2 separate regions of the Homo sapiens genome follow, and region 1 is linked to region 2. A link is a contact called in ENCODE Hi-C or POLR2A ChIA-PET data. All regions are on one chromosome and are shown on one strand. Each heading gives the region's core, a stretch centred on a gene start or an enhancer-like site at or near the end of the contact. The rest is flanking DNA. Distances are from core to core; before and after follow the strand shown.

Evidence for each region. Hi-C counts contacts between places; a loop is a spot of excess contacts on that map. ChIA-PET counts read pairs that join two places held with the same protein, here RNA polymerase II (POLR2A). Pooled maps may share reads with other maps.
Region 1: a map of left cardiac atrium shows a loop between it and region 2 (2.2-fold over the local background). The contact joins two enhancer-like sites. A Hi-C loop is called at or near these places in 35 of 168 maps with a recorded cell type or tissue (B cell, Caco-2, Calu3 and 17 more), 1 of 37 single-sample maps with no recorded cell type and 14 of 50 pooled maps. POLR2A ChIA-PET finds 5 or more read pairs at or near these places in 22 of 52 experiments (AG04450, CD4-positive, alpha-beta T cell, H1 and 17 more).

The regions. Positions count from the first base shown.
Region 1 is chr12:123,092,780-123,097,064 of GRCh38, forward strand. The region is part of intron 2 of PITPNM2 (phosphatidylinositol transfer protein membrane associated 2); the gene reads right to left. Among named protein-coding and RNA genes, the nearest start is that of PITPNM2-AS1, 14 kb to the left of the region's middle. RefSeq lists enhancers at 1-388, 1,769-2,332, 1,923-2,217, 2,333-2,896, 3,529-4,285. Within about 2 kb of position 2,057, at least 19 of the 41 ENCODE cell types and tissues checked have a DNase peak (open chromatin) inside an H3K27ac peak, as active enhancers do; they include psoas muscle, where a contact is called at or near this core.
Region 2 is chr12:123,129,217-123,133,508 of GRCh38, forward strand. All of the region lies in intron 1 of PITPNM2 (phosphatidylinositol transfer protein membrane associated 2), which reads right to left. Among named protein-coding and RNA genes, the nearest start is that of PITPNM2, 20 kb to the right of the region's middle. Within about 2 kb of position 2,960, at least 15 of the 41 ENCODE cell types and tissues checked have a DNase peak (open chromatin) inside an H3K27ac peak, as active enhancers do; they include psoas muscle, where a contact is called at or near this core.

The sequences.
Region 1 (4,285 bases), core at 807-3,306, 37 kb before region 2:
GCAACTCCTTCTCCCTCTCAGTGGCTGCTCAAAGGAAGGACATTGCCTCCCTACCTCGACCTCTCCCCCGAGCCCCTGGAGCCCCTCTGGGAAGCTACAGTTTATGCCGCTTACAGTCACTTCTGTATTGTCCTCTGACCCCCTCGCCAACTGAGAACTGTGTTTGAGATGTAAAAGCACCCTTTAAAAATGCACTTGTGATCCATGGATGTGTGGATTGACAAAATGTGGTCTTATACACACAGTGGAAGATGATTGCACCATGAGAAGGAATGAAGCTCAGATGCATGCTCCTACATGAACTTGAAATCATGATGCTCAGTGGAAGAAACCAGACACAAAATGCCACATGGTGTGTCACTCCGTTCATAAGAAATGTCCATGATAGGCAAATCCAGAGATAGAAAGTAGATTAGTGGTTGCCAGGGGCTGGGGGTTTGGGGACAAATGAGGGATAACATCCATCGAGGAGCTCATTTTTGGTGTGATGAAAATGTTTTTTTAAAAAAACCTTTATTTATTTTTACACATTGTAAGAGAATAGAAGAAAATGTTCTAAAATTAACTGTGGTGTTCATTATACAACTCTGTGAACATACTAGAAACCATTGAATTGTACACTTTCAATGGGTGAATTGTATGGTATGTGAACTATATCTCAATAGAGCTGTTATTTAAAAATACACACACGCACACACACACACGCGCACACACACACACACCTTGAAATAATCATCTGTAATCAACAGAGTCTGGCCGCTGCAGTGGAGCCACCCCCTGCTCCTGAGCCCCTTCCTCCTGCCACTCGGCAGCCCCTCCAGAGCCAACCTCCCACTCCCCTCAACCTGAAGTACTGACTCTGGGGGCCAGCCCTGGGAGGGAGAACAAGCAAAAGATTCAGCCCCTATCCCAAACTCTGAGGATGGAGCTAGAGGCCACAGAAGACAGGCTGTTGCAGCCCAGGAGAGACTGCTCTTCCATGGCTTTAATACCTCCAACCCTGAGACCAGAAGCCACAAGACACCAACATTCAGTTGGTTTGTGAATGACTGTGAGGAACCTGGAGTCTATGGAAGGACACAGAGCCAGGAGGCCTGGGCCAGAGCCCAACACCACCAGAACCCCCTGGGCAGAGGCATCCCCACCCACACTCTTAGGATCAGCCCCCTCATCTCAGGGACAAAGCTGGGGATCCCAGTGAGAGGCCCCTCAGGCTGGGCTCGGAGGCTGCGGCTGGCCCAGTGCAGCAGGCCTGGGGATGCTATGTGGCTGTGAGAAAGGCCTGGTTAGGGGCCACATGGACACAAAGCATCGTCAAACACTCCAGGTGTCACTGGGCCATGGCAGCTGCTTCTCTTGTGGCACTGCTGGCTTGGCCAACAGAGCCAGGTGACACATTTCAGGAATACTTGTCTTATTTGAGCCTCACCAGTACAGGGCTGGCTGTAGACTTAAAAGGGGCTGACCAAGGTGACAGGTCTGCCAGCCAGAGGAATGGAACTCAAGTGGTGCAGGGGATCCCAGAACACCAGGAAGCCAGTCCAAGGCTCTCAGAGAGCTCAGGCAGGCTCCTGGGAGGTGACTCCGGCTGACCTCGGAAAGGCCCCATGTCTTCACCCAGCAGGCTGAAGCGGAGCCCAGCCAAGGCCTGTGATCCTGTGCTTCCTGCCAGGCTTGTCCTCCGGCGCATCAGGCTCACCCACAATGCCATGGAAGTCTCCATCATCTGCTCTGCCCCAGGAAAGCGGACTTAGTCCTCTGGGGACGTTACCCAAATAGCTGCCTCCAACTCTGGCCATAAAGCCAGGAACTTGGGAAGCTGGTAATTGGAGAAACTCTTCTCCTCCCCCACAGGACCATAAATTACCGTCCTCCATCTGCACAGATGCATCAAAGGCCCAGACAGCCTTCTCCGAAACCAAGCACAGGCAGTGGGGTGGGGTCCCTCCACCTCCTAGAAGCAGCTCCCAGGTGGGGCCGAGGGCAGGGAAGGCCAGGTTCCCATCTAAGAATCGAAGGCCTTGGACTGACCGACCTCCTGGCTCTGACCCCACGTCTGACTCATAGTTGGGAACAAACATCACATCTACCCCCAGGGCAAGACTGCAGCCACACAACCTCTCCTTTCTTCACTCTATTTATCAGTACACCCTCGCAGAACCACAGACACGTGAAAATATTTATATGATCAGATTAACTTCTGGGCTTCGTGGCGCACTGAAGCAAGCATGTTTATCCTTCCCTCATACAACACTTTTTCTTTGGTCACTTCTTTTTCGGGGCACTGGGGCTCACAGCACGGCAGTGCGTCCACATTAGGGTGGCTGCTGGGGATCCAAGACTCTCCACTCCACCATCCTTGCACAGCAGGCTGATTCAGGGCTTGGAACGTGGTGAGGGGGCCCAGGGGAATGGGCTGCTCCCCTGGGGAGTCGGTTATCTCTGCTCCAGACCCTGGCTTTTGGCAGTAGCCAAGCTTGCTGGACAGTCGCCCCTGTGGTGACAGGGAGAGCTAAGCAAATCAGAACCGATGGCCCTGTGCTGGGCACAGATCCCGCTTGGCAGCCCCTGCTGACGATTGCTCTGCGCTGCCATCTTTAGAAACAATCATTTCTTGGGCGTGCACCCACATGTGTACATCTCGATTTTACAGGCTCTGTTAAAGCGCAAAGATCTTTCAGGTACTCAACAAAGCAAGATGTCGTGATGTTGCCACCAGCCTGCCCCCTCCTCCCCCCGCCTCCGACCTGTCACCCAGATGAAGTGAGACGAAGTGTCTTCCAATACACACATCGGAGTGTGTCACTTCTCTGAGTAAAGGCCCTCAACGCTCCCCTTGGGTTTCAAGGCGACATCTAAGCTCCTTAACTAGGGCACGAGGCCCCCAACCTGGTCCTCCCTGCAGCTCAGCCCCAGCCAGACTCTCACAGACAGGAGCCCATGGGGCTCCTCCTGCCTCGGGGCCATTGTGAAGGCGGTTCCCTCTACCAGGAAGACTCTCCCTTGTTTACACGCAACCCTGCCTCCTGTGTCGTGTGAACTCAGCACCCCACAGGATCTAAACCAAGCGTCAGCACCTGAGGCTCCCTTCATGGGCTCCACGCCCCAGTGGCAGACCCCCCCAACCCCACTTCCACAAGGCTTGGCACTATCGTAAGGATCATCACCGCCCATGACTGATGCCTGTGATGGCCTGAGAGCTCCTTGAGAGTGGGGGCTGGAATTGATTCACTTCTGCAGCCCTGTAGCTCAGAGCCCACACTCAGGGCTGAATGATGGATCCATACACATGTCGCCTGCTCAGGGAGCCAAAGTGGCCCCGTGGCTTGTCCCCTGAAGCCCTAAAGCACCAGGAATACATTGGGAATTGGGACAGGGGGACAGACCCCTCCTTTGAGGGACTAGCCCCGCTCCCATGTGATGGCAGCTCAATCTCCATCTGTAGCCAGCAAGCACACCCAGGCACCATTTATTTACGCAATATTAACACATGCCCTGCTTGCATGCCCCAGCTCTTGGCCCTGGTTAAATGAGGCCACAGAAGAGGAATGGGCTCGCGGGAAGCCACTTCCCATGATTGGTGACTGCACAGCAACCATATTTTATTCACGGTGAGTTCCTGGGATTCTTGCCAGCTTACCGACTTCAATCCTTTTCCATGAAAAGTGTGTCTTGGGCATGCGTTCTGTTCCTCACCCAATGCCAGAATCTGCTTCTAGCTAGGAAGAGGCAGTGGGAAGATGGGGAGGGGGGCGAGGAATGAGAGAGAACCCAAAAGGACATGGAGAAGGAAGAAAGAGGGAGGAAGGTGTGAGGAAGGAGCAGAGAGGAACAGGGAAGGAGACAGCCACAGGCCCGGGGGCATCTGGAATCCCTCCCCCTGCACCACTAGCCTAAACAAGGGTCCCAACACCAGCCAGCCTGGGCTGAGCAGTGAGGACCTGGAACCAGAAGACAAAGCTGTACTCTTGTCAAGAGGAGGGATCCAGGCAGGGCAGAAGCAGAAAAAAGACACAGGAAGGTGGCTTGTGGAAGTCAGGAGCCACCCAGCAGGATGGCAGGCTGGCCATAGAATCCTCCAGGCCCAGCAGGTCTCCCCGGCCCCTCTGCAGCAAAAACGAGGCCCAGGGAAGCTAGAGGAACTAAAGGATGCTGGACTGGTGCCACTGTGCTTAGTGCAACACAGCTGTCCCCAGGACTCCCCAGAGTGGGGCCACCCTGCCATCTCTCTTTATTTTTATTATTATTTATTTATTTATTTATTTTTAATTTATTTTTTTGGTAT
Region 2 (4,292 bases), core at 1,710-4,209:
CTTAAGCCCAGGAGTTCAAGGCCAGCCTGGGCAACATGGGAGTCCTGTCTCTAAAAAAATTAAATGGATAGGCCGGGCGTGGTGGCTCACGCCTGTAATCCCAGCACTTTGGGAGGCCGAGGCGGGCGGATCACGAGGTCAGGAGATCGAGACCATCCTGGCTAACACGGTGAAACCCCATCTCTACTAAAAATACAAAAAAAATTAGCTGGGCATGGTGGCGGGTGCCTGTAGTCTCAGCTACTCAGGAGGCTGAGGCAGAAGAATGGCGTGAACCCGGGAGGCGGAGCTTGCAGTGAGCCGAGATTGCGCCACTGCACTCCAGCCTGGGCAACAGAGAGACTCCGTCTCAAGAAAAAAAAAAAATTAAATGGATAGTGAACTTTATCAAATGCTTTTCTGGCATCAACTGAAAGCACAGTAGTTGTTTTATTTGTATATTTTTCTCTTTTTTCTTTTAGTAGATCTCCTAATATTTATGTTTCTGAGGCTGGCCCACAACCCAGCATAATGAGTCCTGTGCTGGGTACTTGTACTGGGGGAACACAGAGACACAGAAAAATGCATAGAGTTCTTGCCTACAGAGGAAACAGAGGGGAGAGGAACACGGGGAAAACAACACACACACATGAACATGCACACTCCTGCATACCATCTGAATGGCAGGCTAGTACTTGTGAATTTTGTTTTGCGTTTTTTTTTTTTTGAGATGAGGTCTTGCTCTGTTGCCCAAGCTGGAGTGCAGTGGTACGATCATAGCTCACTGCAGCCACAAACTCCTGGGCTCAAGTGATCCTCCCGCCTTGGCCTCCCAAGTGCTGGGACTACAGGTACACACCACCATACCCAGCTAATTTTTAAAATTTTCTGCAGAGATGGGGTCTCGATAAGTCGCCCAGGCCAGTAGTACTTGTGAATTAATGTGTCACACACAGGGCACAGTGAGGACCCCAGGGAACCACATATGAATCATGCTAATCCCAGAGGGCTTCCAGGAGATGGCACAGAGCATTTGGGGACAGGCTGGAAATGAGGGCCTATGGATTTCAGTCCTGCCTTGTGTGGGACGGAAGGGCACACTTTCCTGGCCCACAATTATCTCAGCAGTAAAACAGTAGAGATAATTATAGATGCAAAAGACCTTTGGAAACACCCAGCTCTGCCTCCTTCATTTGCAAACAGAAGCTAAGGTTGGGGGCAGGGTCATTTGCCCAAGGCCACCGAGCCATCCTTGTGTCCTTCTTGGCTCCAAGGGGAAGGGGAAGAGAAACAAAAGAAAGCTTTGATTGGCCCGGCAATCACGCCTGTAATCCCAGCACTTTGGGAGGCCGAGGCGGGCGGATCACGAGGTCAGGAGATCAAGACCATCCTGGCTAACATGGTGAAACCCCATCTCTACTAAAAATACAAAAAATTAGCCGGGCGTGGTGGCGGGCGCCTGTAGTCCCAGTTACTTAGGAGGCTGAGGCAGGAGAATGGCGTGAACCCAGGAGGCGGAGCTTGCAATGAGGCGAGATCGCACCACTGCACTCCAGCCTGGGTGACAGAGCGAGACTCCATCTCAAAAAAAAAGAGTTTTGAGATGCTGGGCAGAAAGGAAGGTGAGAACAGCCTTCCCTGTAATAAATGTAATTGCTTCTACCTGAAAAACTGGCTGAGTCAGGAGGTGGCCAGGGTGCTAAGCTTAGGGTGTAGAGGCCAGAAATAGGAGAGGCTTGGACAGGAAAAGGGGATGATCCTGGTGCTGTCCCCCACCCCACCCTCACATGCCTAGGGCACCAGAGACATCCCCACCTTCTATTCTACATCAATACACCTGAGCAGACATGTGAGGATGGCTTTCACATTCATTCATTCATTCAACAAATATGGAGATTATATGGGTTGAAGAATGTCCTCCCAAAACTCATATCCTTGTCAGAAACTCAGAATGTGACTTTACTTGGAAATAGGGTCACTGCAGATGTCATTAGTTAAGGTGAGGTTGCACTGGAGTAGAGTGAGCCCTAAATCCAATGACTGGTGTCCTTATAAGAGAAAAGTCACAGAGGCAGATAGACACAGAGGGAGACAACCATGTGACAACTTAGGCAGAGGTTGGAATTATGTGTCTTCAAGTCAAGGAATGCCAAGAATGGCCTGCAACCACCAGCAGCTAGGAGGGAGGCCGGGAACAGATACTCGTTGCGGTCTCTAGAAGCAACCAAACTGCCGAAACCCAAAATTTGGATGTGTGGCTTCCAGTACTGTTAGAGAATACATTTTCATTGTTTTAAGCCATCCAGTTGTGGTGGGTTGTTATGGCAGCCCTAGGGAATTAACACAGAGATATGGTAGTGCACAAGCCCCTGCATGCTTGCCCTAGGAGCAGAGGCTCCAGGAGGCAGAGGGAGAGTCTGGTTCCATCTGGAATCCCTCCAGGACATCACCCTTACTCTTGCCCCAGTCACAGAACCTCACCCTGCCAGCCAGCCACACCTTCCACTGCCCTTCCAGAGCAGCTCCTAGCCTGTGTCTGTGCTAGGTCCTGATGGAAGAAGCAGCCCCCAGCCAACTGTGACTGCTTACTGGAAGGGATCATCACATGTGCCAGACACAAGGATGAATCCAAGTGCCTGTCAAGCTCTGGGAGGTGCCAGGAACTGTGCTAGGCCCTTTCACATACATTCTCCTTTAAACCTCAGGACCAACCAGAGGCAGGAAGGAAAGAGAAGCTCTGAGAAAGCATGTGACCTGCTCAGGATCCCACAACATGTCCGTGGCAGAACCCTGCTCCACATTCAGGCTGTCTGCATGAGGCCTGTTGGGTTCTCAGCACACCCAGTGCCCGATTCCCCCAGGACTGAAGCACCTGCCTCTCGACAGAACTGTCTCCCACTCGCTCTGCAGCTGTGGATGCCAGGGACCGCAGGCAGTTGGCATCTGCTCTTTGAAAAGGTATTTATCTTTCCACTCACTGAGAGCAAGCGAGAGCCATATAAGGACATGCCCAACGTCAGGTGCACAAGCGTTGCAGAGACAGATGTCATTCATACGCAGTGACCAGACATGGCCGTTAACTGCCAGGAACACCCACCTCCACTCCCCCAAGAGCATGGCGGGTACACTGCTGAGCAAGGAGCTCTCAGCTGGGCCACAGGTGTGGGGTCGCCTCTCCCAGTGTCTGGGAAAGCCAGGGCTCCATAAACACAGGGCCAGGTGTGGTCCAGCCCCGAGAGCCACTGGAGGTTCTCAGCAGTATTCATGAACAGCCCTACAAGCCTGAAATTTTTGTTTGTTGTCATTCTTTTGTTCTTTTCTTTCCCTTTTTTTTTTTTTACCATTTTGACAATTTATAAGTGTAAAATTTAGTGGCATCAAGGACATCCACAATGTTGTACAACCACCACCACTATCCACTTCCAGAGCATTTTCATTATCCCAACCAGAAGCTTTGTACTCACTAAACACTCATTCCCCATCTCCCCTCCCCAACCCCTGATAAACACTATTCTACTTTCTGTATCTGTGTATTTGCCTATTCTAGGTACCTCATATAAGTAGAATCATACAATATTGTCCTTTTGTGTCTGACTTCTTTCATTTAAAATGTTTTCAAGGTTCATCCATGGTTCATTCAATACTTGGCAAATATTATTTGGCCATAAAGAGGAATGGAATGCTGACACATATTGTTTGATGGAACCAAACAGTATGGCATATGAACAGACCACGTTCTGTTTATCCACTCATCAACTGCTGGACACTTGAGTTGTTTCCACCTTTTGGCCGCTGAGAACAGCACTACTATGAACATTAAGCTACAAGTATCTGTTCAAGTCCCTGCTTTCAAGTCTCTTGGGTATAGACCTAGAACTAGGTGTGGAACTACTATGTCATATGGGAATTTTGTGTTTAACCACTTGAGGAACCACCAAATTGTCTTCCACAGCAGCTGCAACCATTTGACATTCCCACCAGTAACACACGAGGGTTTCAATTTCTCCACATCCTCACCAATACTTGCCAAACCTGAAATTTTAGAGGCAGGGAAGAGGCAAGTCCCATAAGAGCCCCAGATATGGCTCCATGGCAAATCCCTGCCATCTGCCTACTTCATTCCTGCCATTGTGTACAGAGCAGCAGAAAGAAGAATGCTGGCTGTAGAGTCAGGAAAATCCAATTCTAGTTCCAGCTCTGGTGTCTGCTGGCTGTGTGACCCTGAACAAATACATTGATCACTCAGAGCCTCAATTATGTCCACTGTGGGAATGAAGCCAATGCACCAAAGTCACTTCCCACCACAGGCAGGG